2 separate regions of the Homo sapiens genome follow, and region 2 is linked to region 1. The links are chromatin loops, found by intact Hi-C in ENCODE. Cell type or tissue: lower leg skin. All regions are shown on one strand. Each heading gives the region's core, and the rest is flanking DNA. Links, peaks and the distances in the headings are about the cores only. Region 1 has its middle 62 kb from the start of IRX6. Region 2 overlaps LOC105371269 (a long non-coding RNA gene).

Region 1 (15,735 bases), core at 1-8,000:
TTTAGTAACATGTAGTGATAAGGGGCCTTCTTTTTGGACCTCAGGGGTAAGAAGTTGAGTTAATTTTATTCTCTGTTCATGATACCTTGCCATCATTGGTCTGGGCAAGACCTCCTTCACTGTACATGTTTGGTTATCTGATTATTCCCATTAACTCCCATTTCCCTCCTCCCCCATAGGCAACTCTTCTAATGTGTATCTTCATGATTGTTGCATGTATCCTTACAAAATCTGTATTTTTTGTTTGCATGAATATTTAGTCTACATAAGTGGCATCGAGTTACCTATCTCATTATATTTCTTACTTTTTTAACCTAATACCATGCATTGAAGCTCTAGCCCCAATGCTGTCCATACACCTAGTCTGTTGCTTCTATCTGCTTCACAGTTCTCCATGGTGAATGTTTTCAGTTTTCCCAGTGGTAAATCCCTGGACTTTCTCCAAGTTCCCACCACCAGAAAGTAGAACACAATGAATTTCCTCTTGATAGCCCTTCACCATGGACTTGCGTGGGAATTTCCTTGGGGCATATACACAGGGGCAGAATGACTGAGGCTTGATTATACATATGCTAAAGTTGACCAAGTGCTGCCATATTGCTTTCAGAATTATCTTACATCATAGAAGGAAGTTTCTCTACAGCCCAGTCCTCTCAGCATCATGTTTTCAATGCTTAGTGCCTCAATACACCTGGGTATGATTTAAGGAGTGACATGGATGAAAATAGGAAACAGCATCCTAATATTTGCTAAGATTCATTGAGCAGCACTAGCTTTGGACCAAGTATTGTTCTAAGCTTTATATGGGGGGGTAAAATTAGTTCTTGCAACATCCTTTTTGGTAAGTACTATTATTATCTCCATTTTACCCATGAAAGAATGAAGTCGCCGGGTAGTAACATGACGTAGCTGGATTCATTCAGCTGTAACCATAATGTTCTATGGTTCTGGACAGCCTGGCTCTGCTCTCCCATCTCAATCCAGAGCCAGCCCAGACTTCATGAATCTTCCCTCCCAGCCAGGCTACATGGGCTTGGGGCCTCTGAGCAGCACTTAAATTAATTCTGAGGTTTATTTAAAACATAAACCATGCTCAGAATAACATTAGCAATTCAGCTCTTCCAAGGCACCTTTTCTGCCCAAAAGGGGTAACATACCGGATTCTGGAGTGGTCAGAAAGTTGTTCTGAGGTCTCTGAGACAGGTGGACTCACTGTTGACCCCAATTTATAATGCTAAGAAGCGGAGCACAGAAAAAGGTTGCTGGAGAAATAGTAGGGGCGGGAATACTGCCCATGCTGGCGCCGGCTGCACCACGTGCCAATCAATAGTGCTTTATTAGGAGACATAATCAATGTGCAGCAGGCAGACCCAGCCAATTAGGCTTATCGGCTGACAGAGAGGAGCAGGAAGTCTTCCTTTCCTCCTGGTTGTTTTCCTGCTCCATGGAAGAAGTCAGTTCCCGTTTTTTTATCTCTGGGTTCCCACCACGCCATCTCAGTGGGGAGGGAGTTCTGACAGAAAGCAGGTTTAAGCTATCTCAGTCCCCTTGAGCCCAGGGTCAGACCAGCCAGCCCTTAAGGCCAGCTTGCAATAGGAGGCAAAAAAAAAAAAAAAAAATCAGAAACACAATCTATGGGCTTCTTGGCAAAGAAGAAATACCAATTAGGCCTGACCTGGTCATTCTCTCTTTCCTCTTTATCCCCCTCATCCTCCCTACAGGCTTGAGAAATTTCTCACTGGGCTCCTTAAGTGTCTCCTGGGCAGACAGAGGTGGGGGCGGGGAGAACGCACCCCAGTTGGGGCACTTCGAAATATCAGTTTCACAGCAAAAAGGCAGCCCTTTAACATTTAACTGAGACTGATTGTACGCTGGAAAATAGTGTATTTATCAACTGCATCTGTCTTTGCCGCTGCTTTCTCCTTCCAAAAAGATAAATTACTGCAGCAGATAAGGATCCAGCTTTCAGGGCGATCAAATGAACGCCAGGAGTCCTCAAGATAGGAACGGTTTATGAAACCCGGCTCCTGCCCACTTGAGTGAGCCAACTAAGAGGGTGCCAAGAATGTAATGGCCACATGGGTTATTGGCCTTTCCTCCCTGCCGTGGTACATTACACGGGGGTAAGAGAATTTGCTTTTAAAGTATCTTTTGCAGTCTCTTCTAATAAATCACTGAGCAATCCCTGGTGCTTGTTGTGGTCGGTGGTGGTGATCCATGGTGAAACGACAGGCGGGTTTCAGGGCCGGATTTTCCACCAGTGCAGCCTGCGCGTGGTAGGTGAGTGGCAAATGCAGCAAAACAAGATGGTGGCCTCCAAGCAATGAGAGATCGAGAGACACTGCCGCATGCAAGTATCGGGATCTCCTTGACCTTGGCTGGGACTTCACGGGAGGTTTCCGGAGCAGCCCCATGGACTCCCCAGCTTATGATTTAGAACCAGTTGAGCATTTCAGTTAGCAAATTGTATTTAATGCTGTGTAACCTCAGGGCTCTTAATGTAAGATTTGTAGATGCAGAATTCAGAGCTTTAAGAAAGCTTGCCCAACCTCTGGGAAACCAAGAGGGATTTTCAGTCTCTGTAGAGTATTACCTGCCTGTGCATAGGGAAGATGCATAGGAAATGTCTTAAGGGTTCAAGTGTCTATTGTGTCCCTTAGGCGGCTCTACCTTAGTTAAGTGCTAGCTCTTGTCAGTCACGATTGTGTGATATTTGTCGTAAATGTTCTTTATTATTATTATTATTGCTGTTATTATTATTTAGGTCATTTAATTACTCTTAATCTGACCTTGTCTCCCTGTGTAAATATCCCCCTTCTTCCTTGCCATGTGTCTCTGTGCAGATTTGTAGGCAGTTATCAAATCAATCCCTTCTCCGCACCCCACCCCATGCCAATCACCACCTAACCAAACTACATACATATATATTTAGCTCTTTTAATCTTTTTTCTCATAAGGTTCTAATTTTACATTTTCTGGGGTATTTTAGATTTGGCAGAATGGCCTTCGTCTGTGAAGAGTAGAACTTAATTATCAAAAGCTGAGCCGGAGTGAGCTATCCATCACTGGGTGACATATCCTTGCCTGTGTTCATTTGAAAAACATTTTTTTTGTAGCTCTTGGAAGAAGAAAAAAAACAAAGCTGCCAGAAGGAAAAAAGAAAAAAAGGAAGGAAAAGAGAAAAAAGGAAGAAAAAGAAAAAGAAGAAAAAACTTCATTCTGACATTCATCATCCCGCAACACAACCACATAACATATCAAAATATCACAACGTGAGGTATCAAGTGTTGAGAAGGCTCATTTGATTTCTCTCTTGCTTTTCTTTTCTTTTTCTTCTCTTTTTTATTTTGTTGAAAACTGAATCTAGCATGTGAAAGTTAGTCCTGTAAAATGCCTCCTACAGTAAACATCATCTTTTTGACAAGGTTTGCATTATAATTAAGGCCTGTCTGAGTAGCTACGCAACTGCGTGTTGCACTGTTTTCTTTAAGAGACGGGGTTTTTTAACAGCCAGATAAATGCTCAGCGTGGCCCAGCCCAGTGGGACAGCGACACCCTGTGGCCGTGTCTGCTCATGGACCCAGGGTGGGGCCACACAAGGCTTGGCTGGAGGAAGGCCTGTTCAGAAGGGTTCCCAGGGTGAATTCTGGTATTATATTGCCATGTGAATGCTGACAAGATTCGCCAAGAGGGGGCCAGTTTTGAGGCAGAGGAGCCTGTCCTGTGTGATTTAAATGAGATACAGAAGACAAAAGTACCTGGCAGAGGGCCCCACCACAGCAGGCTCTTACCCTGTGCCATACCCCAAATTGCCAGATGCAGAATGAGAGGCCAACTCTTTTCTGACAGGTCCGATTCAATGACACACTAACTCCAAAAGGCTGCCCCTGGAATCTTACCAGAAAGCAACCCTAAACCCCATGTCAGGAACTTCTATCAGCGATCAACAAGACTGGTGACAAATCCACTCAGTCATCCAGAGGCTTCCAAAAGCCTTTGAATAATGAATTCAAATATTTCATCCTTGAGAGGAACGATGGTTTTTGTCAGTTGATTTGTATTCCAGCCATTTATTTAAATAACCAACCGATAAAATACACGTTTTCATAGTAAATAAAATCTGCAGATCCTCACCCCATAATTGGTTAGTCCATCAGCACTTTTATCCATTATATATGGACTTAAATGCAACAAGATGAGGTGGCGTGCTCCCTCCTCTGCAGGAGGACGGCAAATGTTTACAACGGTGGTTGCAGTTTCAGCTAATATTTTCCGGAAACATATATTTGTCATCTCTCTTCTCTAAGTTATTCCAGGTTTCTTCAAAACACATGAATTGAGATCGCTTTGTCCAAATTTATTTATTTTTTCTCTTTTAGTTTGTTGTACTTACCGGGCATAACCAAAAAAGACATTCCCTCTGGCATGCCAAGGCCTGGCGGGTCCTCAACGGCCAATGGCTATTTCCACTCTTTGTTGATTGAGTCCTGGCGCCGTACCCTGAATGCCAGATGCAGAATGAGAGGTCAACTCTTCTCTGGTGGGTTCAAGTCAATGACAAACTAACTCCAAAAGACTGCCCTGGAGTTAACAAACACTCAGAGAAAATACGCAATGAAAATCATCAATTTACCAGGTGGAAAAACAGCCGCCTCCAGAGGCTAAGCCAGGCCAAGCCAGACCAGGATTACTTCCTATGTCTACCCTGTTGAGTGCCTTTATTTATTTATTTATTTATTTATTTTATTTTATTTTATTTTTTTTTTGAGACAAATTCTCACTCTGTCACCCAGGCTGGAATGCAGTGGCACAGTCTTGGCTCACCACAACCTCCGCCTCCCAGGTTCAAGCGATTCTCATGCCTCAGCCTCCCAAGTAGCTGGAACTACAGGCATAAGCCACCACACCCGACTAATCTTTGTATTTTTTAGTAGAGACAAGGTTTTGCCATGTTGGCCAGGCTGATCTCGAACTCCTGGTCTCAAGTGATCTGCCTGCCTCGGCCTCTCAAAGCGCTGGGATTACAGGCGTGAGCCACTGCACCCGGCCTGTTGAGTGTCTTTTACACAGAACACACCAGTTGGTGTTTAAGGGACATCTCTCAAATCCTAAGGCATAAGAAGAGAAAAAAGAGGCCAATGAGAAAAAAATGACGATTATGGTCAAAATACCTAACATTTATTGAGCATTTACTTTCTGCCAGCTACTGTTTAGGCACTTTAAGTTCATTAACTCATTTAATTTTCACAAGAACTCTACAAGGTGGCACTGCTATCATCACTGATGTAAAGATCAGAAAACTGAGACACGAAAGGATTAATTTTTTAGCTGCAGGTCACCGGCTTACTCGGGAGCAGTGGTGGGTTCCTATTCTGAGAGGACTCCAGTGACTAACTGCAAGGTGGCGATGCTGCAGATAATCAACACATGAAATAAACATTTTAGTAGTAAATAAAGCCTGCAGATCCTCATCCCGTAATTTGTTAGTCCATCACCACTTTTGTCCATTACATATGGACACAAACGTAGCAATCTGGAGATCAAATCCATTTTAAAGGTGGGGAGACTGGGAGCCAGGGTGTGGATGTTGGGTGTCCACCGTCACACCAGGTAGCAATGAAGTACCAGGGCCCAGCTTGGCTAATTTTCATGATACTGCACTTGATGTTGCGTGTCAGCCACCCAGGTGCCTGCCAGATGGCATCCACGTTGTGGTACCTTCACCTTGACAGCAAATATGTAAATCTCTGCTCTCAGCCTTGCAGAATCACCATCATTAGAGCCTCAGGAGGGTTTCAAGTCCATTCTTCTTTCCTTTTCTCTGGATCTCATTGTCACCATCAAAGAAAAATAATTACCATGTTAGAGAACAACTCTTTGTTACATGATACAAAAATAGGGCCTCAGGGCACAGTGAGCAAGTGAAAGATGAGAGTGCTCAGTTTTGAGATAAAGCAAATGGGAGGATGTCCACTTGGGACTGATTCAAGAAGGGCCTGGAGATGGTGGCCCTGATTGCACGGATATCCTAAATTCCCTTCTCGCCCCATTAATTCACCTCCACACAATGTCTGACCCCAGATGCATCTCTTCCAATCCCACAGGGCACATAGTGTTTGTCCTACTGTCTTCCCTTCTCACAGTCTCTCTCCTCCTTCAGCTCTCTCCACCATGATGGCATTAGTCTACACTACAATTGCTGCCCACCAGGTCTTTCCAAAGCAATTCAGACCTTTCCATCCCCTGCTCCAAAGCTTTCAATAGTCCCTCACTGCTTATAGAACAAAGTCCTAGGTCCTAAACCTAAGCCCAACTTTTCACTCTTTTTCAACCCCCTCCAAGTCCCCTATGCTCCAGCCAAAGCTAACACAAATTGTCCTGCCTTTGAGCTTTGCTCATGCTTTTCCATCTACCTGCAGGGTTGTTGCACTGCACAACTCCAGGAGGCTCATCTCCATCAGAGGCAATGTGACTAGCACCCAGTGGGGTTGGTCAGTATACAACCTGCACAACTATACCTGGCCACCTGGCCATCTGGATCTTATATCCCACCACACCCATGTCCCTCCATCTAAAGCAAGGTTGTCCAACATGTGGCCTCTAGGCCACATGTGGCCCAGGATGGCTTTGAATATGGCCCAACACAATTTCATAACCTTTCTTAAAACATTATGAGATTTTTTTGCAATTATTTTTAGCTCATCAACTATCATTAATGTCAGTGTATTTTATGTGTTGCCCAAGACAATTCTTCTTCTTCCAATGTGGCCCAGGAAAGCCAAAAGATTGGACACCCCTGAACTAAAGCAAGATTTCTTTAGAGCAGCACTGTTGACATTTTAGAACAGATCATTCTTTGTTATGAAGACATGTCCCGTGCATTGGAGAATGTTTAGCTGCATCGCTGACTTTTTCTCCTCCTAGTTGTGACAACCAGAAATGTCTCCAGGCATTGCCAAAGGTCCCATAGGAGGCAAAATCATCTCTGGTTGAAAGCTGCTGCTCTAAGTCCTACCCGAATTTGAAACTTCACCCTCAAAGCCACCTATTCCACTGACCTGAGAGTGCACTCACTTTCCAGGGAGTATCCCCAGAACTGTGCCCACTCCTCCTCCATTGAAGCACTGAGTTTTTTCTACTTCAAATTATGCAGATATATATGTATGTGTGTCTGTGTATAAATACATATACGTATGTGCAAGTGTACATATGTATGTGTGTATATAAGTATGTATACATATATTTATGTGCATGTGTATATATGTGTGTATGCAAGTGTGTATATATGTACATATGTGCGTATATATCTCTAAGTGTGTGTGTGTATATATACTTATGTGTATGTGTATATAGGTGTGTGTATATATCTAAGTATGTATTTATATATTTATATGCATGTGTATTTGTGTGTACAAATGTGTATATATGTGCATGTGTACATATGTTTGTACATATATAAGTATGTATATATATTTATGTGCATGTGTATATGTGTTTGTGTGTATATAAGTAAGCATATATATATTTTTGTGCATGTATATCTAAATATGTATATGTGAGTGTGTGCATATATGTGTGTACATATAAGTATTTATAATTTATGTGCATGTGTACATGTGTGTGTACAAATGTGTATATATGTGCATGTGTATATATGTGTTTATGTCTAAAGTATATGTTTATATGTATGTGTATATATGTATATGTGTATATATAAATATGTATAATTACATGTATGTGTATATACGTATGTGTGTTTATATATCTAAGTATGTATATTTGCATTGTATATATGTATATGCGCATATATATGTGTATATATTTACATGTATGTGTATATATGTTTGGGGGCATGTATCTAAGTATGTATATATGTGCATGTGAATGTATGTATATGTGTGTATATAAGTATGTATATATTTACATGTATGTGTATATATGTATGCGTGTATATCTAAGTATGTATATTTCTATTACATGCATGTGTTTGTATCATGTATGTGTATATTTATCTAAAGATGTATATCTTTATGTACATGTGTATATATGTGTGTATGTGTGTGTGTGCATGTGTGTGTGTGTATATCCCTTACCAGAATGTAATCTCTTTGGGGGCATGCTTTTTAATCGCATATCCCTCAAGGACTTACATATAGTAGAAGCTCAACAAACATTTATCAAGTGACTGGGGGCAGTGAACCAAACAGCTTGCTGTGCCTCCCTCCCAGTAGGAAAACAAGTTTCAAACCTGCCTTGTGACGGCTGCCGTACCAGTCACATAGAAGTACAGCCTGTTGCTCAGATGCAATAGAAACTTAATATTTTACCTGAAACCCTGATTTATGTGTAACCACTCTTCTCCTTGTGAAAAGAGAGCTTGTTTTAGCAAATGGGTCCAGATTTAGTCCATTAGCTTAAGATAAGTGAAAAACTCTAGGGTTTGGTGAAATCATGCAATAAAATATCATTAAGCACTACAGCTTGTCAAGGCAGACGGCAGGTTTGAGTTGAAAGTCAGGAGACCGTCTGAAGTCTGAAGTGAAGCAAAATGCACAATGGATGAGATGGGGGCAGCTGGCTTTCATTTGGGGAGGTCGTCAGAGGACTCTCGAGGCTGTGATGTAAATGAACAACAGAGGCCCTGACAATTTAACTGTCATCGGTGCAAATGCTGGGACTGGCACGGCCACAAGCTCTGGCCTTCACTCCATCTGGGCAGCTCCTGGCCTGCATTATAGGATGGGACCCCAGGGCTGGAAGATGAAAGAGCTGAGTCCGGCTTCTGGAAGCCCAAAAGATCCTGCTGGCGTGCCCGGCTGAGGACTCATGGGCAGCTGGTATCCAAGCGACAAGGGCCACTACCACTTCTGGTGGTCCCTGGGTGTAAGATCCAAATCCCCACATAGGCTGAATGAACTCCATTCCCTGCTGCATCCGGCTTTGGGAACCATGGGCAGCCACTGAACTCTCCCTCTTCTCCTTCCTCTCTCCGTCTCTGTTTATCTCTCCATCTCTCCTACCCTATCTCTCTGTGCTCCTATTTCACTCACTATATGTGTGTCTCTCTCTCCCTCTGTATGGCTGTCTCTGCATTTGTGTGTGTCTGTCCGTCTCTGCATTTGTGTGTGTCTGTCCATATATGTGTCTGTCTCTGTCACACCTTCTCTGTGTCTTTGTCTCTCTGTGTGTTCCTCTTTTTCTGTCTCTCTTCAACTTTAGCTCTTTCTTCTCTGTCTTCTCACTCCTTGTCTCTTCCTCTTCCCTATTTTCCTTTCTTTGTCTCTGTTTCCTATCTGCTTCTCTGTCTGCCTTCCTTAGTCTCATACTTCTGCATGCTCTCTCTCTCTTTCTCTCCTCTGTCTCTGTCTCATCTCTGTCTCTCTCTTGCTCTAAGAGAATCAACCTAAAATAGACTGTTTTCCTGGAACCTCCCCAGCCTGTTCCTGGAGATGCCAGCAGCACAGTGGAATTACAATCCAAGCTATGGCTTCATTCCACCTCACTCCTTCACCCTGGGTGTCTTCTCTCTTTACCAGCTGACCATGTGCAGGCAGCAGTTTTAATGCCTTTTTGCTAGAGTCTAGGGTCAAACACGCTCTTGTGTCCTCACTCCTCGCCCTTCACTCCTGGCAGAAAGTGCCAATCTCTCTTTCCCAATGAGGCCCGCAGAGCTTCTTCTGAACAAGCTGCTCCAGACATCTCCAACCAAGCAACCAGAGCAAATGCAGGAGACAGATGGATGTGCCATCCCAGACCTAGAGAGTAAGGGGCTCAAACTCCTTCAGAAGTAGCCCAGCCATGGCCATTGTGGAAAATAACAGTGGCATTCATTGTCGGTGCTTGATATGGTGCTTCGTTTTCTATATAAGGTGCTTCATGTAGTCGTTATAATCCATTATTTCCCCCATTCTCCAAATTGAAGAGGCTCAGAGAGAGAGAAAAAAAAAACTTTCCCAAAGTTGTTTCCTAAAGAGCAAGTCAACTAGTTGGGGTGCAACCCCACAGCTATCTGACTCTGCACACCAAATGAAGCAGTTCTTCCTCTCATTTTGGAAAAAGACTCTATTTTCTTCTATTTATTGAGTGCATACCCCATTTGAGTCCCTGTGCTTAGCACCTTATATGCATCATTTTGTTTCATATGTGTAATTCCATAAGGTAGCTACTATGCCTATCATCTCCCATTGAATAGATGCAAAAACTAAAGACCAGAGAGTTTAATTCATCTGCCCGAGGTCACACAGCCAGTTAAGCAGTAGAGCTAAGGTGATGGGCTGCAAACAAATTAATAGATTCCAACTGGCATACCTAAATTTATATTTCCGCCTCCGCCAAGGTCCCTACCACTGCAAGTAATCCTGAAAATTCGTCATGAAGCTTTCAAAACAATTTATGCAAACAAACCTCAAGTGGGGCTATTTGTATTGGCAGCCCATTTCATTTAACCACCCACAACAAGGAACAGATGGCCAGAGAACTGGAATCTACAGCAAAGAAAACAGGAGGGGCAAGGGCATCCAAAGCTGCCTTCCTTCCCCGATGCCCGCCCAACTGCGTGACGATTACAGGCTTGTTCTTGTTTATGTCTTTGATTCTGTTGTTATTTTATGTACTTGTGAAACCGACCCAGCATTTCATGAGACAAGTTTGTTCAAAGACCATTTGCCAACCATCTTTGGTTACCAGGAGCCTGGCTTTCGACACCAGACTTGGAGGCCTTTCCTCACTGAGCCTTCTGGCAAGGGGGCACGGGAGGAAGGAGAAACAGCCTGAAGATGTTGGATTAGGGATTGCCGAACAGTTCGAGACACACGTGGAGGGAGTCATATTTACCTGCCTGTTTTCCCACCTTTGTTTCAACTGGGTATCTCCCACTCTGCGAGGGGACAAGTCCTGAACTGGAAGGTAAATCCTGGGTTCAAATCTGCCCTCCAGCTGTGTTGACATTAGACACATTGTCTAACTTTTCTGAGGCCCCAGTGAGCTCATGGGTGAGGCTACCCTTGCCTCCTTGGCAGGGCTATTGTGATACTTAAATGACATATGAATGATGCATATATCTGGGTGACTTGTCAATGATATAATGCTATTCAACTCCAATTGTATTAACGTATGATATTTATGTGGCTGGCTCCGTCACAGGCCATTTCATCAACCAATAAATATTATTGAGCATGTATTACTTTTAAGGTACTGTGATGGGTCTGGAAAAGTTCAAAGAGAAATAAGTCATGGTCACTGTCCTGGAGGGAGTTCCTAGACCAGTGGCAAAAGGTATTTTTTTAAAGATTACTGATCTTATAGTGTGTCATTAATACTCTTTCTGCTGAGAGGTGGGGTCTGTTTCTCCTTCTTGAATACTAGACTTAAAGTAGAAGTGGTAATATGTGACATCCAAGACTAAGTCATAATAGACAGTAGAGCTTCTACCTAGTTCTCTTAGGGCATTTGCCTTTGGAGCCCTGAGATGCCATAGTAAGACTTCTGTGGCTGCCATAATGGGAGGAAGCCCAGTCCACATGAAGAGGCCATCTGAACATTTTCCTGTCAGTAGTCGGTGTCAAATGCCAGACACAGGAGTAAAGACATCTCCAGATGATTCCTGTCCCAGCCATCAAGTCACCACCATCCTCGGGTTCTTCCCAGAAAGACCCCAGACATTGTGGCACAGAGACCAGCAATCTCAGCAATCCCTTTTCCCAATTACTGACCCACAAACTCCATAAATGTAATAAAATGATTTCTTGAAGTGCTAATTTTGGGGGTAGGTTGTGTGCAGAAATAGATAACTAGAAAAAAAAGCAAAAGGAGATGTATACACATGAAAAGCTCATTTAAAATACATATTACTATATATCACAGATAGTAATCAAATAGGAGATGAGAGGAGGGGAATGTTTGGGCTGGAGGTCAGGAAATACTGTTTGAGGCAGGAAGGAAAAAGTTGAGCTTTAATTATATGGGTATTATTTGGATTGGGGAGCTCAAGGTGCAGGAGTAAAGTTATTAATAAAAGAACCCATAACTCAATATGTCTGTAATGATTATAGTAATAACAATTACAGTAATAGCTAATGATGTAGGGTGGTGATTTTAAATGCTTACCAATTATTATTTTTCCTTGGTATTTCCTGTTACCCCATGACCCCTTCTTAGCTTTTAGGCAGCTGCACCATGTGGCATCCATTCCCTCTAGAAAAAGATGTGAAAACAAAACTGGTGAAAAGTATTGGTGAGCCAGGAACGCAGGCCTCAAAATCTCCTTGGAAAGGAGCTTATGAGCTGCCGCCCTATTTACTGTCCCTGAGGTTAGATAAATAGCCCCTGGTGGTGAAGGATAATCTGAAGAAATAAAGAGCATTTAGATACCCTGGGGTCTGAGTGAAGGACATTGAAGCTTGACTCACCTATCCCACTTCCAAGCAGATATGTTTAAGGAATTCCAAAGCTGAAGATGCCAGGGTCTCTGTTCCCACAGAAGGAGCAAGACCCCCGACCCAGTATAGCGGAAGAGTAGAAGAAAGAGGGGTAGGTCTGACCAGAGGATACACACAGCCTCACAGGGTCTCGTGTGGTGGCCGAAGACAATGGCTCCCTCTACTTCTATGGGGAGGGTTTCCAACAGCGAAGAGACAAGAGGCAGATGCAGTCTTCTCAGACCTTCTGAGCAGCCCAGCTGCAGCCCAGGGAGCTGACAAATAGAGGAGGCCTTGCTTAGGAAGGAAGGTCACAGTAGTGACCAGTGTAGACAGGTGACCAGAGGCCAGATGAGAACGAGAATGACTTACCAGATGCCAGCAAGCTTACTGATGGCCACCCTTGTCCCCCTAGCACCCTGTTGGCACAAAGCCTATCCCCAGGGAAAGTGGACAACACTAAATTGGCTGGTTTCTAACTCTTGCCTTAAAATAAAGATTGAGCTGTTTAACAAAGCAATGACATTTATGCTCAATGAACTTTGTAAAATACATTTCACTCTGGCTGCATCAACATTTATTGAATATTTACTAAACTGGAAGCACTTTGCTAGGCCCTTTGTATTTTCTAATTCACCCCTTACAACAATCTTATGAAGTGGGTCCTGTCCCCATTTTTTGGAAAGGGGAAATGAGGCCCAGAGATGTTAAGTAGTTTGTCCCAGATCACTCAGCCTCTAAGTGGCATAGCAGAAATTCAAACTCGAGACTGTCTGGCTTCAGAGATTCTGCTCTCATCACCAGCTCCAGAACGCCTCCTCTGGATGTCTGTTGTCCACTTGGAGGCCTAGTTCTATTCAAGCTCCTAAATCAATGTTGTAACTTCTGTTCTAAAATAATCACATGTACCAGGCAGGATAGAGCAGGGAATGCTGCAGTAGCAAATGGCTGAAAATCTCAGTGCCTTAACACAACAAAGACATGGTTTTTGCACACACTGCATATCCACTGCAGGTCCGCTGGAGGGTTATGTCCCTCAAGTTCCTCATTCAGGGATTTGCACAGCTGGAGCTTCTGGAGCATTACAAACTGTGTGGCAGGGGAAAGAAGCAAAGACTAAATTGCACATTGGCTCTTAAAGTTTCTGCCCAGAAGTGACATGTGTCACTTCTGCTCACACCCCATTGGCTGAAGCAAGTCAATGGCTACACTGGCAGGGGGTGAGGAGATGTAGCTCTACCATGCGCTCAGATGGAGGAGAATTTGACTATAGTAGTGATGTTGCTAATGACCAACACATCTGAAAACTCCATTTATCATAAGATTTTGTTTAACAACGGGGAGGATGCAGGACATGGCCTCTGAAGAATCTCAGCCCTCAGCAGTTCAACCAATCAACAAGACCACGATTATTGTGACCTATTGTAAACCTTCTTTATGGTGACTTCTCACAAAGTGTCAGAGCTACTGGGGCAAGTGGGTTATTTAAATGAAGCTGCAGGTGATATTGAAAAGAATTTGCAGTCTTGAGAGGAAAAGAGATTGCAAAGGATTAGCATCTCCTTCCTCCTTCAGGATCACCCTCCACATATTGCAAAGCCATCTCTCCCTGGAATGGACCCCAGACTCCTCCTCAGCTGTCTCAAAAGCAGATCCATTTCAATGCCACATACTCTTTCAGAGTGGGAAGCACATTTCCTGCTGATGTCCCAAATGTGCCACTTATCTCTCTGATCTCATCTATGCTCAGATATTATGAGCCAAGGATTGCTACTGTAGCATGGTTGAGGTGAGTAGCATTTCCCTGGTGGTGGCTTCACACATTCCTATTGCCCTTCCCAGCCACAAACAGGACCAGCATGTCAGCAAGGCAGGGGCTGAGTGAAGAAGTGAGACCTTAGTTCTGAGATTACAACTTCTCCTGGGGATTTTGGTTGCATCTTTAACACCAAATGGCAATTAATTCTCTGAAAAGGTCTCAGATGTTAATCCCCTAGGAAATGTTAATTAACTCTTATTAGGATTATACTAGTTCTGAAACTTGGGAGAAAACAACAGACACATCTAAGGAATGATGAATTGTGAATGTGTCATCTTTCATACAAAGGGCTCACTATCCTTTCATTCCTCCAGCCACCCATCCATCCATACACCTATCTACCTATCCATTCTTCCATCCATCCATCCACCCATCTACGTATATATCTATCAACCATCCATCCATCCTCCACCTACCTATCCACCTATCTGTCCATTCATCCATCTATCCATTCATTCAACCAGCCACCTATCCATCCAACCACGTATCTATCCACCCATCCATCCAGCCACCTATCCATCCACCTATCCATGTATCCATCCATCCATTTACTTATTTATTCATCTATCCATTCATCCATCCATCTACCCATCTATCTATTTATCCATCTACCTGTCCACCCATCTGTCCATCTATCCATCCATTTATTCATCCATCTAACCATTTACCTATTCATTTATTCATCCAACCATCCATCTATCCATGCATTCATTCACCCATCTACACATTTACTTATCTATTCATTCATTCATCCATTTATCCCTCCACCCACCCATTTATTCAACAATAAGCAAATGTAGACATGGTTTCTGCCTCATGGAAGTTACATTCTAATGGAGATTGGGGGAAGGATGGACATTTATCATATAATCACACAAATATGCAATTACAAACTGTTATAAATAAGGTGCATGAAGATATGAGAGCAATAAAAAAAGAGACCTGGTTTAGTTTGAAAGACATGACTAATGTTCACTCACAACCAATTCTCTTCTGCTGCCTGGTCCTTCAGGAAACTAACTTCCCAGCCCTTTGGGGTCATGTGAGAATAAAATGTGAGCATACATGAACCATTGAAACACCTCTCCATGATTCTCCAGCCTCTCATTCCCCTTTGAGGCAAATGTGTTGAGAAGGTACAGCCACAAGGTGGAAATAACCTGGAGTTACCACGTGGAGGAACAGAGCCCAGGAGAATTGCCTGGACCACAAGCAACTCAGCATGATTGAAGTATAAACTTTAGCTGTGATGAATCATTGAGATTTTGAGGTTGTTTGTTACTGCAGCATAACCTATTTTAGCCTGACTAAGATCCCCAGGGTGGGGCAGGGCAGAGGGTTAATAAAACTTCCTAAGGGGATGGTAATTCCATTGAAATCTGCAGGATGAATAGGCACTAACTCTAAAAAGGAAGATAGGTCTGCTGCATGAAGTCACCGATGGCCTCCTGTGGCCAAGGCCAGGTCTCTGCACTGGATGATGCCAGATGAATGCATACT
Region 2 (15,735 bases), core at 7,736-15,735, 1.7 Mb before region 1:
GTAGGAGTCCATTCTACATTGCTATAAAGAAAAAGCTCTCCCTCTCCCTCCTCTCCCTCCTCTCCCTCCTCTCCCTCCTCTCCCTCCTCTCCCTCTCCCTCTCTTTCCACGGTCTCCCTCTCCCTCTCTTTCCATGGTCTCCCTCTGATGCCGAGCAGAAGCTGCACTGTACTGCTGCCATCTCGGCTCACTGCAACCTCCCTGCCTGATTCTCCTGCCTCAGCCTGCCGAGTGCCTGTGATTGCAGGCGCGTGCCGCCACACCTGACTGGTTTTCGTATTTTTTTGGTGGAGACGGGGTTTCGCTGTGTTGGCCGAGCTGGTCTCCAGCTCCTAACCGCGAGTGATCTGCCAGCCTCGGCCTCCCGAGGTGCCGGGATTGCAGACGGAGTCTGGTTTACTCAGTGCTCAATGGTGCCCAGGCTGGAGTGCAGAGGCGTGATCTCGGCTCGCTACAACCTCCACCTCCCAGCCGCCTGCCTTGGCCTCCCAAAGTGCCGAGATTGCAGCCTCTGCCCGGCCGCCACCCCGTCTGGGAAGTGAGGAGCGTCTCTGCCTGGCCGCCCATCGTCTGGGACGTGAGGAGCCCCTCTGCCTGGCTGCCCAGTCTGGAAAGTGAGGAGCATCTCTGCCTGGCCGCCATCCCATCTAGGAAGTGAGGAGCGCCTCTTCCCGGCCGCCATCCCATCTAGGAAGTGAGGAACGTCTCTGCCCGGCTGCCCATCGTCTGAGATGTGGGGAGCGCCTCTGCCCCACCGCCCCGTCTGGGATGTGAGGAGCGCCTCTACCCGGCCGCGACCCCGTCTGGGAGGTGAGGAGCGTCTCTGCCCGGCCGCCCCGTCTGAGAAGTGAGGAGACCCTCCGCCTGGCAACCGCCCCGTCTGAGAAGTGAGGAGCCCCTCTGCCCAGCAGCCGCCCCGTCTGAGAAGTGAGGAGCCCCTCTGCCCGGCAGCCGCCCCGTCTGAGAAGTGAGGAGCCTCTCCGCCCGGCAGCCACCCCGTCTGGGAAGTGAGGAGCATCTCTGCCCAGCAGCCACCCCGTCCGGGAGGGAGGTGGGGGGGTCAGCCCCCCGCCCGGCCAGCCGCCCCGTCCGGGAGGGAGGTGAGGGGGTCAGCCCCCCGCCCGGCCAGCCACCCCGTCCGGGAGGGAGGTGGGGGGGTCAGCCCCCCGCCCAGCCAGCCGCCCCGTCCGGGAGGGAGGTGGGGGGGTCAGCCCCCCTCCCGGCCAGCCGCCCCTACTGGGAAGTGAGGAGCCCCTCTGCCCGGCCACCACCCCGTCTGGGAGGTGTACCCAACAGCTCATTCAGAGCGGGCCATGATGACAATGGCAGTTTTGTGGAATAGAAAGGGAGGAAAGGTGGGGAAAAGATTGAGAAATCGGATGGTTGCCGTGTCTGTGTAGAAAGAGGTGGACATGGGAGACTTTTCGTTTTGTTCTGTAGTAGGAAAAATTCTTATCCTGTTGATCTGTGACCTTGCCCCCAACCCTGTGCTCTCTGAAACATGTGCTCTGTCCACTCAGGGTTAAATGGATTAAGGGTGGTGCAAGATGTGCTTTGTTAAACAGATGCTTGAAGGCAGCATGCTCGTTAAGAGTCATCACCACTCCCTAATCTCGAGTACCCAGGGACACAAACACTGCGGAAGGCCGCAGGGTCCTCTGCCTAGGAAAACCAGAGACCTTTGTTCACTTGTTTATCTGCTGACCTTCCCTCCACTATTGTCCTATGACCCTGCCAAATCCCCCTCTGCGAGAAACACCCAAGAATGATCAATTAAAAAAATAAATAAATAAAATAAATAAATAAATAAATAAATAAATAAATAAAAAGAAAAAGCTCTGGAAATGGGTAGTGGTGATACTTACATGAAATTGTAAATGTGCTTGTATGGGTCCCTTCTTGCTTTGCTATAAAGAAACCTGAGACTGGGTAATTTATAAAGGAAAGAGGTTTAATTGACTCACAGTTCCACAGGCTGTACAGGAAGCATGGCTGGGGAGGCCTCAGGAAACTTACAATCCTGGCAGAAGGCGAAGGGAAGCAGGCACGTCCTACACAGCCAGGCAAGGAGAAAGAGAATGAAGGTGGAGGTACTACACACTTTTAAACAACTAGATTGTGTAAGAACTCACTCACTATCACAAGAACAGCAAGGGGGAGATCAGCCCCCAAGATCCGATAACTTCCCACCAGGCCCCTCCTCCAACATTGGGGATTACAATTTGACATGAGATTTGGGCGGGGACACAGATCAAACCATATCACTGCTTAATGCCACATAATTGTACACTTAAAAAGATCGAAATGATAAGTCTTATGTTATATACATTTTAATCACAATCTTTAAAAAAACAAACAAACTAATAAACTGGAAAAAAGAAAAGCCAGCTACAATGGGCCTCTCTAGGCATAGGGAGATCTTTCTAAACTCTACAGGGAACAGACCCATAAAGTCAGCGGAGAGACCCATAGAGTCAGTACGCATCTCCTGGGATCAAACCCCATGGATGCAGGCTTCTCTCTCGATCTCTGTGCCTCCGTTCTCTTAATAAAGTGAGGATACCAACATTGCTCACCTATTTGGTATGTAACAAGACTGAGTGAAATATGTATTCATATTGCATGAACAGGCATACGTATGAACAGGCATATGTAAAGCATTCAGCACAGTGGCCGGTATACAGTAAGTGCTCAATGATATTAATAGCTACTGATACCACTATCATCATCACCCATGCATACAGGGAAGTGTCTACCTTGACCCTGATCTCCATTCCAAAGGCGGGATGTATTTTGAGGGTGATGAAAATATTCTGGAATTAGTGGTGATGGTGGCACGACCTTCTGAATATACTAAAACCCACTGAATTGTAGTATGCTTTAAAATGGTGGATTTTGTAGTACATAAGTTATATCTGTTTTTCCAAAGGAAGATTATACAGTCACATAAAGTTTTCTGTGATGTAGACAGAATTGTGTGTAGGCGGTACATATTTGCTAAGCCTCAAAGTCATGGACACCACACACAAGGGCGATTTGCCAGCATAGCAGAGAAAGGCTTGCGTGCTGCTGATAGTTTGTAAGAGCTCCCCTGGGGGTGTCGGTAAGCAGCCCGGCTCAGACCCTGGGAGGCCCAGTCACCTCTGTTCTCTCAGAAAAACAAGAAGCCGCAGCATGGACCCATCATCTTGCAACACGTGTGATAACCTCCTCTGAACCTCCAGGCCTGGCGTGAAGGATGTCACGCCTGTTTAGCCACCCGTGGGGGTCGATACCTGCCACACATGCAATTGGCTGGGAAGGTGGCCAGCCTGAGTCTGAGGTCTCCCCTTGACCAGGCAGCAACATTAGCATCCACAGCGGTGTCAACACCTGCCTCCCAGCAGGTACCATGCATGATAGGTGGCTTGTCTTCATGGACAAACTCTGAAGACCGGGGACCACTCACCTCCTGACCTTGCCTGTTTCCACCACAGCCTCGGGGCCAGCCATACCTGGCTCTTTAGTTACCTACTGAAAGGGAGGAGTGGAATCGGACCTTCCGGTGGCAAAATCCAACAAAAACCCCTGGCGTGTGGGGTATCCCGCTGAAATGGAATCAGGCTCACCAACATCCCAAATCCATAATCTCCCTGCCCCTTCCACCTTCACACACACCGCCTCCAGCTTTTGCCCTGCCTTGTCCCTAGAATCCCTTCTTACCTTGGTTCGTAAGATAAACTTGCAGGGCAAGAGGGATGGAGGAAGATCAGCCACGAACCAGCAATCCCAGCCTCACTTGTAAGCAGGGATAACACCGGCCTTGAAAGACAGCTCGAGCAGAAGGTGGGACGATGCCGATCACCTTGGAGAGGTCTCGGCCATCTTGAAGGAAATGCTCAGAAGGGGCACCTGCTTCACGGTGTTAACAAGAATGGGCAGCACCTGCTTCGGCGCCACGGGGTCAGCATCCGCGCGGGCCGCGCCCCGCACCTGGCAGCTGCTGACACAGCACCGGGACGCATTTCCTGCCTGGGTCACTCAGAGGCGCTCAAGCCTAGGATCCAAGCTGGAGGGCTGGGTGCGGAGAGTATTTGGCAGGTGTTGTGGGAAGGCGGGAGGTGTGAGCAGGGGACGGATTCAAAGTTTTCTTGTAACCCGGAGACTGGAATTTTGTGAATAAGTTGGAACTATTTCCTTCTGGGACAGGAGAGACAATTCCTGCTCATACTGTTTGTGTGATAAGACAGAAATCTAGCAACACCCAACCCGAATCCATCAAGAGAAGAGTTGGAAAATGTGTGGGCTCTCGGGACAGAGGAAGACAGAACAACAACCAACATTTCAGTCTGGAGGATAATCTCCAAGGCTCAAATATAGGTATTCAGGGAAACATTGCCCCACACACGAAAACTTCAATGCTACTATGATTATTTAGGAAAGATATCATGCTTAAATATTCACAGTGTATTGTCTGCCAATCATACCTCAATAAAGCACATGAAAATTTAAAAGATATTAGCCGGGCGTATTGGCTCACGCCTGTAATCCCAGCACTTTGGGAGGCCGAGGCGGGTGGATCACGAGGTCAGGAGTTTGAGACCAGCTTAGCCAACATGGTGAAACTCCATCTCTACTAAAAATACAAAAAATTAGCTGGGTGTGGTGGCAGGTGCCTGTAATCCCAGCTACTCGGGAGGTCGAGGCAGGAGAATCGCTTGAACCCAGGACGTGGAGGTTGCAGTGAGCTGAGATCACGCCACTGCACTCCAGCCTGGGCAACAGAGTGAGACTCTGTCTCAAAAAAAAAAAAAAAAAAAAAGTTAGATATTATTAGCGACCTGCCCCTTGAAGTTTAGGTATCAGGTCTCATTGACTTCTTGAACAGGGAGGAAGGGCAGGTGTGACCCACACTGTGGGGCGGAGGCTTCTGGTGTTCAGGTGATTTGTTGGAGGTCGGACAGGCAGAGTGGTGGAACTGGGCCTCTGCTAAGTTTCCACGAACATTTATGAGCTTGTTGTGGGCTGCTTGGTGGGAAAAGTGTCAGGGAAATATTACAGGGAGTGTTAAGAGAGAGTTCCTATTCAGGAGTTGCCCCTGACTCGCTGTGTAACTGAGCAGCTGATGTCTCTCTGGGCCTCAGTTTCTTTATCTGTAAAAGGGCTGCGAAAGGTCTCTGAGACCCCTTTTTGCTCTGGGAAGCCAAAGGTGATCTGTGAATAGTTTTTCTAACTTAAAAGCAACGTGTCAGGTGCAGTGGTTCATGCCTGTAATCCCAGTGCTTTGGGAGGCCAAGGTGGGCAGATCACTTGAGGTCAGGAGTTCGAGACCAGCCTGTCCAACATGGTAAAACCCTGTCTCTACGAAAAATACAAAAAAATTAGCCAGGCATGGTGGCACATGCCTGTAATCCCAGCTACTTGGGAGGCTGAGGCAGGAGAATTGCTTGAACCCGGGAGGTGAAGGTTGCAGTGGGCCGAGATCGCACCACTGCATTCCAGCCTGGGCAACAGAACGAGACTCTGCCTCAAAAAAAAAAAAAAAAAAAAAAAGCAATGTAACCTCTCCATCCCACCCAAATATTGAAAAGAAGGACCCATCTCCTTTCCCAAATTAAGCAGCAGTTGTCTTTCTAATTATAACTTTGATTCTGCTCTGAAATCGGCAGAGCAGCTTCAAACTTTAGGATCTCTCACTGAGGATCCTAAAGTTATGAGTTATCTAACTCCAATGTCTTAGTCATTAAAGTGCCAGCGAATTATGTGTATGTGAATCAAAGCATACTTTTGGGTTTAAGACTAAAAGGTTCGAATATCTGGGGTGTGTGTGTAAGAAAAACGACGAATATCAGCCATTAGAAAAATCAGCTCACTTTGAGACCTCCATGCCATTATTGCCTCCTTTAATATTGCTGACAGTCTCTTGCAAATGTATCACAAGTTGGCATTTATTAGTGCGAGGCACAAGTAAGGGGCATGTTATTTGATTTGAATAACAGCTTGGAGCTACAGTTTGAGTCCAGAAATATATTAGTCAGAAACAATCTCATTTAATAACACAGAAACTAATAAAAGAAAAGTATTCCAACTGATTCAGAATTGAATTTATGAATATTGCTTTAGCAGGATTAATGATCAAAACCCCAACCTGTTTGTCACGTTATAACTGACTTTTCCATTTAAATGCAAAACCAGAAGTCAATGAGTCCAAAAGATTGTATATTGCTTTGAAGAAAACCAGTTCATTTTACATGTAAGCTTCCAAATTGGCAATAAACTTTAATTACAGGGTCAGATAATCAAATTATAATCAAATAGCCTCACATAAAAATCTATGTTTGAAATTAACAAGACACAAGCCTGCCACTTGGTATCATTGCACCTCTGTAACTTACTAACAGACATTTCATTTTCATTTAAAAGTCACCTTAAGGACTTTCTCCTCAATTTCCACCGTGTAGCTTAATTTTATTTAGAAAACATTTCATTCTTAGACCATGCAGTCCTTCAGATTTTCATATTCAGCTCTACATTCCCCCGCCCCTTCTCACCTTGGGGAGGTCTGTTTTACAATTGATGATGGGATTTCCAAATTGGGATGATTGTAACCCTTTCCAACTGAGAGGTGTCTATACTGGGAAGAACCCTTGATCTGGTGTCAGGTATCATTGGACAGAGGCAGCATCCACACCATGGGACTGAGTGGCCTGGAAAATTTTGCCAGAGGAAAAAAATGTGTATAGCAAGCTTGTCCAACCTGTGGCACAGGATGGCTTTGAATGCAGCCCAAAAGAAATTTGTAAACTTTCTTAAAACATTATGAGACTTTTTTTGCAATTTTTTTTCTTTCTTTCTTTTCTTTTTTTAGCTTATCAACTATTGTTAGTGTTAGTGTATTTTATGTGTGGCCCAAGACAATTCTTCTTCCAATGTGGCCCAGGGAAGCCAAAGATTGGACACCCCTGGTGTATAGCTTAGAAATACTTAAGTTATTTTGAAATCAGCAAATGCATTGGCAAATGAATGGCATACCTGCTTCACTGTCTCATGAGATCCGAACAAGCAGAATGCGAAGTAATGCTTCAAAACCTCTTTTTATCTTTAAAAGTGGTTTCTTTGTCTTCTTCAGTAACAGCAGCGTTTTTTGTCGGCATGATGAAGAGCCGGCTGCCGAGCTTCCTCTTCCTGGCAAGCAGGCGAGTGGTGGCCACATGAAAAGAATGAGGAGCTGAGCAGCCTGCGGAGGGGAATCTAAGATGTGCACACTTCTACCATGGCACACTTTCTTCCTCTAAGGATTATACTTTTCTCCTAGCTCTCCCATAGAATAAAATAAATGGAGTGCAAAGCATCCGACAGGGTCACCAGATAAAAATATATTTTTTGTATATCCCAAATATTGCATGGGATATACTAAAAATAAACATCATTCCTTGTTTATCTGAAATACAAATTTAAGTGGACATCCTATATTTTTATTAGCTAAACTGGCAATCCTGGCCTGCAATAAGAATGGCAATAAATGCTTCTTTAAGTGTTCAGAGCTTGACATCTTCTGAAGCATTGAAGGATTTCATGGTGATTAACTTAACATTTCCCAAACTTGCCAATGATCACCCAATCATAAGAATCAGCTGGGAGCCTTATAAAACTATAGATGCCCAGCCGGCATGCTGGCTTACACCTGTAATCCCAGTACTTTGGGAGGCCGAGGCGGGTGAATCGCCTGAGGTCAGGAGTTCGAGACCAGCCTGGCCAACATGATGAAACCCCATCTCTACTAAAAAATACAAAAAATTAGCTGGGCGTCGTGGCGGGTGCCTGTAATCCCAGCTACTCGGGAGGCTGAGGCAGGAGAATCACTTGAACCTGGGAGGCAGAGGTTGCAGCAAGCCGAGATTGTGCCACTGCATTCCAGGCTGGCCAACAAGAGCGAAACTCCATCTCAAAATAAATAAATAAAACTACAGATGCCCAGGCCCATCCTACAATTACTTATTCAGTAAGACCAGGGTTTAGGCTGGAAGTCTGTATTTGGACAAGTTTCCCAGGTGCTTCTTGGCATCAGAAAAGTCTGGAAAACACTGCAAATATTGCAAATATCTCTTGTCTTGTCACTGCATCCCTGAGAAGCAAGTGGTGATGGGGTTTGAGAGTTGGGGCAAAATTATTAACTTTCACTTCCAGCTGGGGAAATAATGGCTTAGAAAAGTGCTCAGCTGTATTTGTAACTTGGACCGACTGAAATGCCAGCCTCAAAATATTTTATTTCATTGCCACATAAAGTAAAAGATCATATGGTTAAGAGATGGACAGACAGGAGGCATCTGACCCTGTAAGTTACTTCTATCAGCATAATTATGATCTTTGCTGTGTTGTCTGGTGTGCTCAAGGGTCCCACTGTGAGCTATTAAAGAATGAGGTATTGATTACCTCTGCCTTGGGTTTTTTATCTGCAGTAAGGAGATCCTCCCTGCCTCAAGCTTTCTCCATGTTTTTAACCCTGGAACAAAAAAAATAGAGTGCGGTGGACCAAAAACCCATGAGAAGTTCCATCCATCAGTGCATGGAGGGTGGAGGGAAGGTGCTATGCAGGTGAGCAACTCTGTCCCCTGGCGGCCACTTTAGCCCCTGTCCCATTGAACATCCATGGGCCCCAGACACACAGGGAAGGCGGGGACAAGTAGGAAAAACAGAACTCCCAAGACAGTCATTTGCACTCTCAGCATGACACACGTGCATTAAAGGGAAACTGCAAGGATGTCAGGGTGATGAGAACATTCAATACAAACAGAGAGGCCCCAGGGTTATGTCCACCCTCCCCCACTCTGCGCAGTTACTGCCAGGGCAGGAAAACTGGGTTTCAAGTCAACAATTTGTCTCCTTCTCCTGAGAGGTGTTTGCCTGCAGAAAGATGAATCAGAGAAAAGATTGAGGTCTGATTTCACCCTCCATGTTCTGCCTTACCATGGCCAAGCACGCAAGGGAACACATGGTGGGAAATTGTTTCTTCCCAAGAGACTCCAGCCTCTAGTAGGAGCCCTGCTGCTGGTTCCCCTTATGCAGTTGAGTGTCTTCTTGCTCTCTAACAACTAAGGCAGTCACATTTTACTTCTGTAGTTAAGTCACCCTCTTTTAAAATGATCACTGAGCCAGTAGGCAGAAAGGCAGCTTACACCCACCTCTTACCGTGACCATGACCTTGGGCAGCCCTTGTCTCTGCCTCAACTTCCAATAACGCTAGTTACATTAGGTGCTAACTTTATGGGATTCTCTGCCGACATTCTTCCTTTGTGTGTGACTGATGGGACATTGTCTACTAGGCACACAGTAAAATCAAAGCTTCTCTTTCCAAAATTAACCCAAAACTGACTTTTGCTGTGCAATCATACTCTTGTAAAATCTGCTTTTCATATCCCTTGAGTTGTTGCCACAACTCTATATAAACATATGGAAAATGTTTCAGTTCCAAAGAAAAAAGCTCAAGTCTTCCCTAAGTCAGTGTATTGAGTCCTTAGACCACATCTCACATCTGAGAGGGGCCAGGGTTTTTTCTAACACCCACTGGATGTAGTTACCACAGCTCTGTGACCTCAGAGGAACCCAGCTTCACCTTATAAGACATGGAGGAGAGGAAAGGGCAAAGTATCTGTGGGCACAAACTGTGGACAGAATGTGGGAACAGGAAAAATAAGCCAGGGGTGATATTAACCATGACAAGTGGTGAGGTTTGGGTGATGAAGATACATTAAAATAATCCTGTCTTTCTTAATCTCCTGAGCCCTTGGTAATGCTCTATTGACTAAATACTTACCAGGTTAAAAACATGTCTTGCTTCCTGCTTTCCTGGAGGCACTCCAGTCTAAATCATCTACAAGGTAAAGAATTTATCAAAAACCATTCTGATAACTTTGACTACCTCCAGCTGGGATGCCCTGCAAAGCTTCCCGAACACCAAGGATCACCACTTACCATCACACTCTTTCTGGAACTGTGAATGCTCTGGGCTCCTGAAGTTAGATTTTGGTTTCAGATGCGATGTTAAATTCTAGGAGGTTGACCCTGGATGGCAACTTGATATATGTCTCAGAGGCCTTGAAGGTACATGCCCTCTTTGATCCAGAAGTTCCAGAGCTAAGAGTGTATCTTAAGAAATGTCATCAGTACAAACCTTATCATTGTTAAAAGTCAGTAATCATGTGTGGCATAAGTAAATTATGGTATGCTCATATGAAAGAATACTCTGTAGCCATTCAAAATCATATAGAGGAATATGCAGTGACATGAAAGAAAGTTCCTCTCCTATGGGTTAATGAAAATTATAGTACCATGTAAAGTTAACAGTGGTCATCTTTGGTTGATAGGATTATAACTGAGATTTTTAAATTCCTTTTTGTCTTGTTTTCCAAATTTTCTGCACAAAGCAAATATTATTTATTTATTTTCAGCGACAGGGTCTTGCTCTGTTGCCCAGGCTGGAGTGCAGTGGTGTGATCATAGCTCACTACAATCTTGAACTCCTGGGCTCAAGCAATCCTTCCGCCTCAGCCTCCCAAATAGCTGGGACTACAGGCATGTGCCATCACACCCAGCTATTTAAAAATATTTTTTGGTAGAGACAGGGTCTTACTATGTTGCCTGGGCTGATCTCAAACTCCTGGGCTAAAGGGATCCTCCCACCCAAACCTCCCAAAGTGTTGGGATTACAGGCATGAGCCACTGCACCCAGGCTGTTGGTGCAGTGGTGTGATCTTGGCTCACTGCAGCCTCAACCTCCCAGGCTCAAGCGATCCGCCCACCTCAGCCTCCCAAGTAGTTGGGACTACAGGTGTGCGCCACCACACATGGCTAATTTTTGTATTTTTGTAGAGATGGGGCTCTCCCGATGTTGCCCAGGAAGGTCTTGAACTACTGGGTGCAAGCAATCTGCCCACCTCGATCCCCGAAAATGCTGGGATTACCGCACCTGACTTCAGCTGGTAACTTTTTAAGTAGGAAAAAACTAATTCCACTTCTGAGTAGGAAAAAAATAATAGAACAGGATAAAAATCTTACTGGCCTTTATGGGACTGACTTCCAGCTTCCACTTTGTCATGAAAAGATTCTATGTTCCTTGTGTTTCTAACTTGTCCCAAACACTATATTCACAGGTTGTCTCGGTTCTTCCTCTCTCACTATTCCTGTGGAAATGTTCCAGACATAAAGGACAAGTAGCAAAAATACCCTCTGATGAGTAAATAATAGGATGCATTCAGATCTGACTTAATTATTGCACTTAACACAGAGCCAGACACGCAGTAGGTGCTAATTAGCTGTTGAATGAATGAAAGAAAATGCAATCTTAGTATTTTAAGGGCTTTTATTTTTTCCATTGTTAAAATAGGGAAAATGTGTTAAAAAAAAAAAAGACATTTAACTCAATTCATAACAAACAGTGGTTTAAAATAGAAATTCCAAACCAATTTTGGCTAAAAGGATGCTAGTATATTCTGAACAGCTGCTGTTGTAGACACAGTCTGAAATAAATAACTTCCAGTGTGGTTCCAAGTCTGTGTTGAATAAACAGCACAGATACAGGAACGAGCTTTATTAGCGTTAATTGCAATGAGTCTGCGCAGCTCAAAGGCCGGATTCTTGCTCACGGCGAAATCTAGCAGTGATGATCCTTCCTCCGGCTGTAGATGGAGCCATAACATTACTAAATACGATCCCAGCACGTGCGTTGGGGGTTTTGTGCTGTAAAAGCCAGATGTTTGGAACTTTTCTGGCTTTAGTTTCTGAGTGTGAACAACCAGAAAACTCAGACCTCTATTTTCTCTGACGCTGACTGGGCTTGGAGAAGCCAAGAGACTCGCTGGGGTGGCTTCAGCTTTCATTCTCCCAGCAATTATCACCTCCTCTCACCTTCTTCTCTGACAATTTCTCTGCTTGAGGGCATCCCGGGGCTGTCAGTCCTGCCTCAGCTGGTGACTTTGTTTAGAAAAATCAGACCTGAATCCAACTTTTCCTCCCATTCTCTTGCCTTCTTTTCACAAAAGCCACTCACAAGCAAGGCGCCTGGGGCTCTCCAGACTTCCTGGGCCAGAGAAGTTCAGGATGGGTTTTCACACCCACAAACGGGGGCCTCTGCGAGCTGGGCGGGCGCAAACTCCACTGTCTCCCCACATCTGTTCTTTCTCCCCCTTCCTGCTCCATCTCTCCTCTTTCTGCACCACCCCAACCTCCCTCACTTCTTTCTTCCCCGTCTCCTCCCTCTTCTCTTCCCCCCTCCTCCACACACACAGCCCTGTAGCCAGAGTCTTGAGACAAAGGCCGTTTCTACATGTGTCTCTGCATGACTCCCCACTGGCCTGCGGCATCTCATCGTGTCACTCCTTCCTCCAAAATATTCCACAGCTTCCTCCCTGCCCTCATTCTGGGGAAGTCCAACCTCCTTGGTTGAGGTTCTAGGGTATAGATCTCCCTTCTGCCTTCCCCAATCCCAGGCTGGGGAGATGAGGCCGACCCAAGCTACCCTGATGCTTCATGCCTCGGGTCCCATTCCTCCTCCACCAGCTGAGATTTTACTCATCTCCCGAGGCCAGGTTACATGCCCCTGCCTCCTTCAAGCAGCCCTCTTTGCTTGCCTCCGGTGGGAATTTCTTTCTCTCTCCTATGGAAGGACTTTGTGATGGCACTTGATGGCATTCTAGATTCGCCTTGGATTCTGATTACTTGGGTGCACATCTGGGTGATGAAATGACGATTTGAAGGTTTCCCCATATGTCCTTCTGCACTGCAGTCTTTCCCGTTCACTCAGCGCATTCTTGCGAGGCTCACTGTTACAAGAGAAGGGAGCAAGGAATTTATACCATGGACAAAGTCTTCTCTTCCCTGGCCTTGGAGCTGCCAAAGTGACTCCATATAGCTTTAGGTGACTGTGTGCCTTGAAAGAGGATGTCGGGCCTGGTGCAGTGGCTCACGCCTATAATTCCAGCACTTTGGGAGGCCGAGGCAGGCAGATCGCTTGAGGTCAGGAGTTCAAGACCAGCCTGGCCAACATGGTGAAACCCTGTCTCTACTAAAAATACAAAAATTAACTGGGCATGGTGCCGTACACCTGTAATCCCAGTTACTGGGGAGGCTGAGACTGGAGAATTGCTTGAACCCGGGAGGCAGAGGTTGTAGTGAGCTGAGATCACACCAGTGCGCTCTAGCCGAGGCAACAGAGTGAGACCCTATCTCAAAAAAAAAAAAAAAAAAAAAAAAGAAAGAAAAGAAAAGGAAGAGAAAAGAAAAGAAAGAGGATGTCTTCACATCCTTGGGCTGGCTAGGAGGAGGGCAGAGGGTGAGTTGAAGAGGATAGGAGTGCAGATGCTGCTGGGTCCTGGAGAAGGTGCCCTGTACATGCCCCACAGACCTAAACCTGGGGGCACTGGGTTGGGAAACCACTGATTCCCAGACAACTTTGTTGGATCTGAGTAGCAAGCTCTGGAGTCTTGCTTCCTGGGTAGGGCTTGGAGAGGTGAACAGAGTCTCGAGGCAACCCAGCTACCGGATGGGTCTGGGTAAAAAAGGCCTTAGCTTCACAGAGTTTCCATCTCCCATGCTGGCACAGAGGGACTCAGGGACACAGAGTCAGGCCTTGTAGTAGAGGCAGGAGGTCCCACCAGCCCCCATGGCCCTGGGGCTGTGATTTCTCCTTGCTGGCTGGCTTGACATCAGCTGCCAGCACCCAGGTCTGTCTGCCAGAGAGGTTTCTCTAGTTGCCAGGGCCGGCCCTGCCCAAGCATGTGGCAGGGCAAAGTGTTGAGAAATTGATGGAACAACGGCCCTAATCCAATGACCGGTGGGAGTTGGTGTATAAATACCCCAGCTCTCTCACTCCTCTTGTGGGATAACTCTGAGATGCACGCACGCTCTGCAGTGTTTTCCAGAGCTCCCCCAAGAGATTATGCTCAGCTGGCCACAGGTAACTTGCTGAATAACACTCTCTCTGCCGGCTCTTCCTTCCCTTCTCTGTCTCACACCCCTGCTCGTTTGGGGGATCACTTCCTTGTAAACTATCTCATGCTATGTATGGTTCAAACTGATACAAACTCAAAAGAGGTTCCTGGAGAGGAACCAAGAGTGCTGCCATCGGAACCCATGGGGACTGACGACAGGGTGGGAGCGGAACTCTCTCAGCTGATTTCGTCACAGACAGATAATGATTGGGACCAGCTATGCCCCAGTTCCCAGAGCTCGCATCTGGTAAGCCCTCAAAAAATCTTCAGAACAACCAGAGAGAAAGGGAATGAGGGCATGTGCTTTAAATTAAGTTGACTTGTGGAAAGAGGAAACTTGTGCTTTAAAAAATCAGAGTTTGTGGGTGCCTCCTCCATCCATTGCTCTCTTCATCTTGCCCTCTCTTTTAGCTGCTTGAGGGCAGGGAATGGGCCTGGCTCAGTCTGTGGCCTCCCATACACCAGTGTCTCCCATGGGAGTTGAGCCAAGTTCAGCCCACCTGGCAATGGGACAAGGCAGGCAGATGGTCTTAAGGAGCTGAGAGTCCCCCACCCGCCCCCGCCAGCTGACCACCAGCAAGGAGACGGGACCCCAGCCCTACACTGGCAAGGAGCTGAAATCTGCCAGCAACCTGAGTGAGCACGGAGGCGGCTTCTTCCCAGAGTCTCCAGTTAAGAACCCAGGCTGGCCAACACCTCGCTTTTGGCACTGGGGAACCCTAAGCCGAGAAGCCAGGCAAGCCCAAACAGCATTCCGACCTACAGGACTGCGAGATCATGAATGTGGGCTCTTTTAAGCCACCAAGTTTGGAGTAACTTGTTATGGCAGCAATAAGAAACTAATAAACAGGTGGTTAGGGCCAGTGAGGGCCACTATTTGTGGCAACTTTGATTAAAATATTGAAATGCAAGCTCTAGAAATGCGCTTTCTATTTCTGTCCATCCTAAAAAGCACGTAGGTCAGTTATGGAGAACTTCCTATCAGGACAGCTTACTGAGAGTAACGAATAAGGCAGGGCACAGTGGCTTGAGCCTGTAATACCAGAGCTTTGGGAGACTGAGGCAGGTGCATCCCTTGAGGCCAGGAGTTTAAGACCAGCTGGGGCAACATGGTAAGACCATCTCTACAAAAAGTAATAATTAAAAAATTTAGCAGGGCATGGTGGTGCCTGCCTGTCATCTTAGCTATTCAGGAGGCTGAGGCAAGAGGATCACTTGAGTGCTCCAAGATTGGAGGGCTGAAGGGTTAGAGTTTGAGGCTGCAGTGAGCTATGACGGTGCCACTGCACTCTAGCTTGGGCGACAGAGTGAGACTGTCTCTAAAGAAACAAACGTAAAGAAGAATGAAGAAAGTTGACTCCTTTTGGATCTTAAGGGGAGAGAGATGGCTACATATCTAAGATGGCTTTAGGTAGGTTTGGTGTGATCTGGAGGTGAGGTGGGGATGAGGTGATCACTGGGATGACTTTTGCATCGCAGAGTTTGATGAATACCACCACGACTGACTACCCAGTGGCTTTTGGCAGATGCGGGCCCTGGGATTTGCCAGGAAGTCTGGTCGTGTGCACACAGGCAGCCTTCCATGAGCATGTTTGACAGTGCCCTGTCCTGTTTGTTTCTCAGTCTGGGTGGTGTGATGGGGCCGAGGTGCAGCTTCAGGCTCACTAATGCTCTTTTGCTCCTCTTCATCCAAGCAAAGGGTACTTGGAACTCAGGTTTGGAATTTGCTTTTCCTCCTCAATAAAACTTTTCTGTTTCAACAGATTTCAAG

Evidence for each region. A loop is a pair of places that touch in the nucleus more often than their neighbours do. Peaks named below come from ENCODE experiments on the same cell type or tissue, not always from the same donor. Only the 100,000 strongest peaks of a DNase experiment are listed, where the experiment ranks them.
Region 2: it touches region 1 in a loop (4-fold over the local background); 14 of 110 quality-filtered maps call a loop at or near these places.

Annotation. Positions count from the first base shown.
Region 1 is chr16:55,254,603-55,270,337 of GRCh38, forward strand. No RefSeq gene overlaps it. Among named protein-coding and RNA genes, the nearest start is that of IRX6, 62 kb to the right of the region's middle. In lower leg skin, for the core only: a CTCF peak has its summit at 3,585 (motif pointing left); DNase peaks (open chromatin) are centred at 3,569, 4,479 and 4,969.
Region 2 is chr16:53,538,473-53,554,207 of GRCh38, forward strand. It overlaps LOC105371269 (a long non-coding RNA gene), which reads right to left. Exons shown (of 8, transcript XR_933588.4): 4 at 9,952-10,125; 5 at 9,794-9,850; 6 at 8,413-8,482; 7 at 7,012-7,216; 8 at 5,866-6,686. Among named protein-coding and RNA genes, the nearest start is that of AKTIP, 43 kb to the left of the region's middle. RefSeq lists an enhancer at 8,443-8,944 and a silencer at 8,502-8,681. In lower leg skin, for the core only: no CTCF peak of the experiment used is centred there; a DNase peak (open chromatin) is centred at 11,644.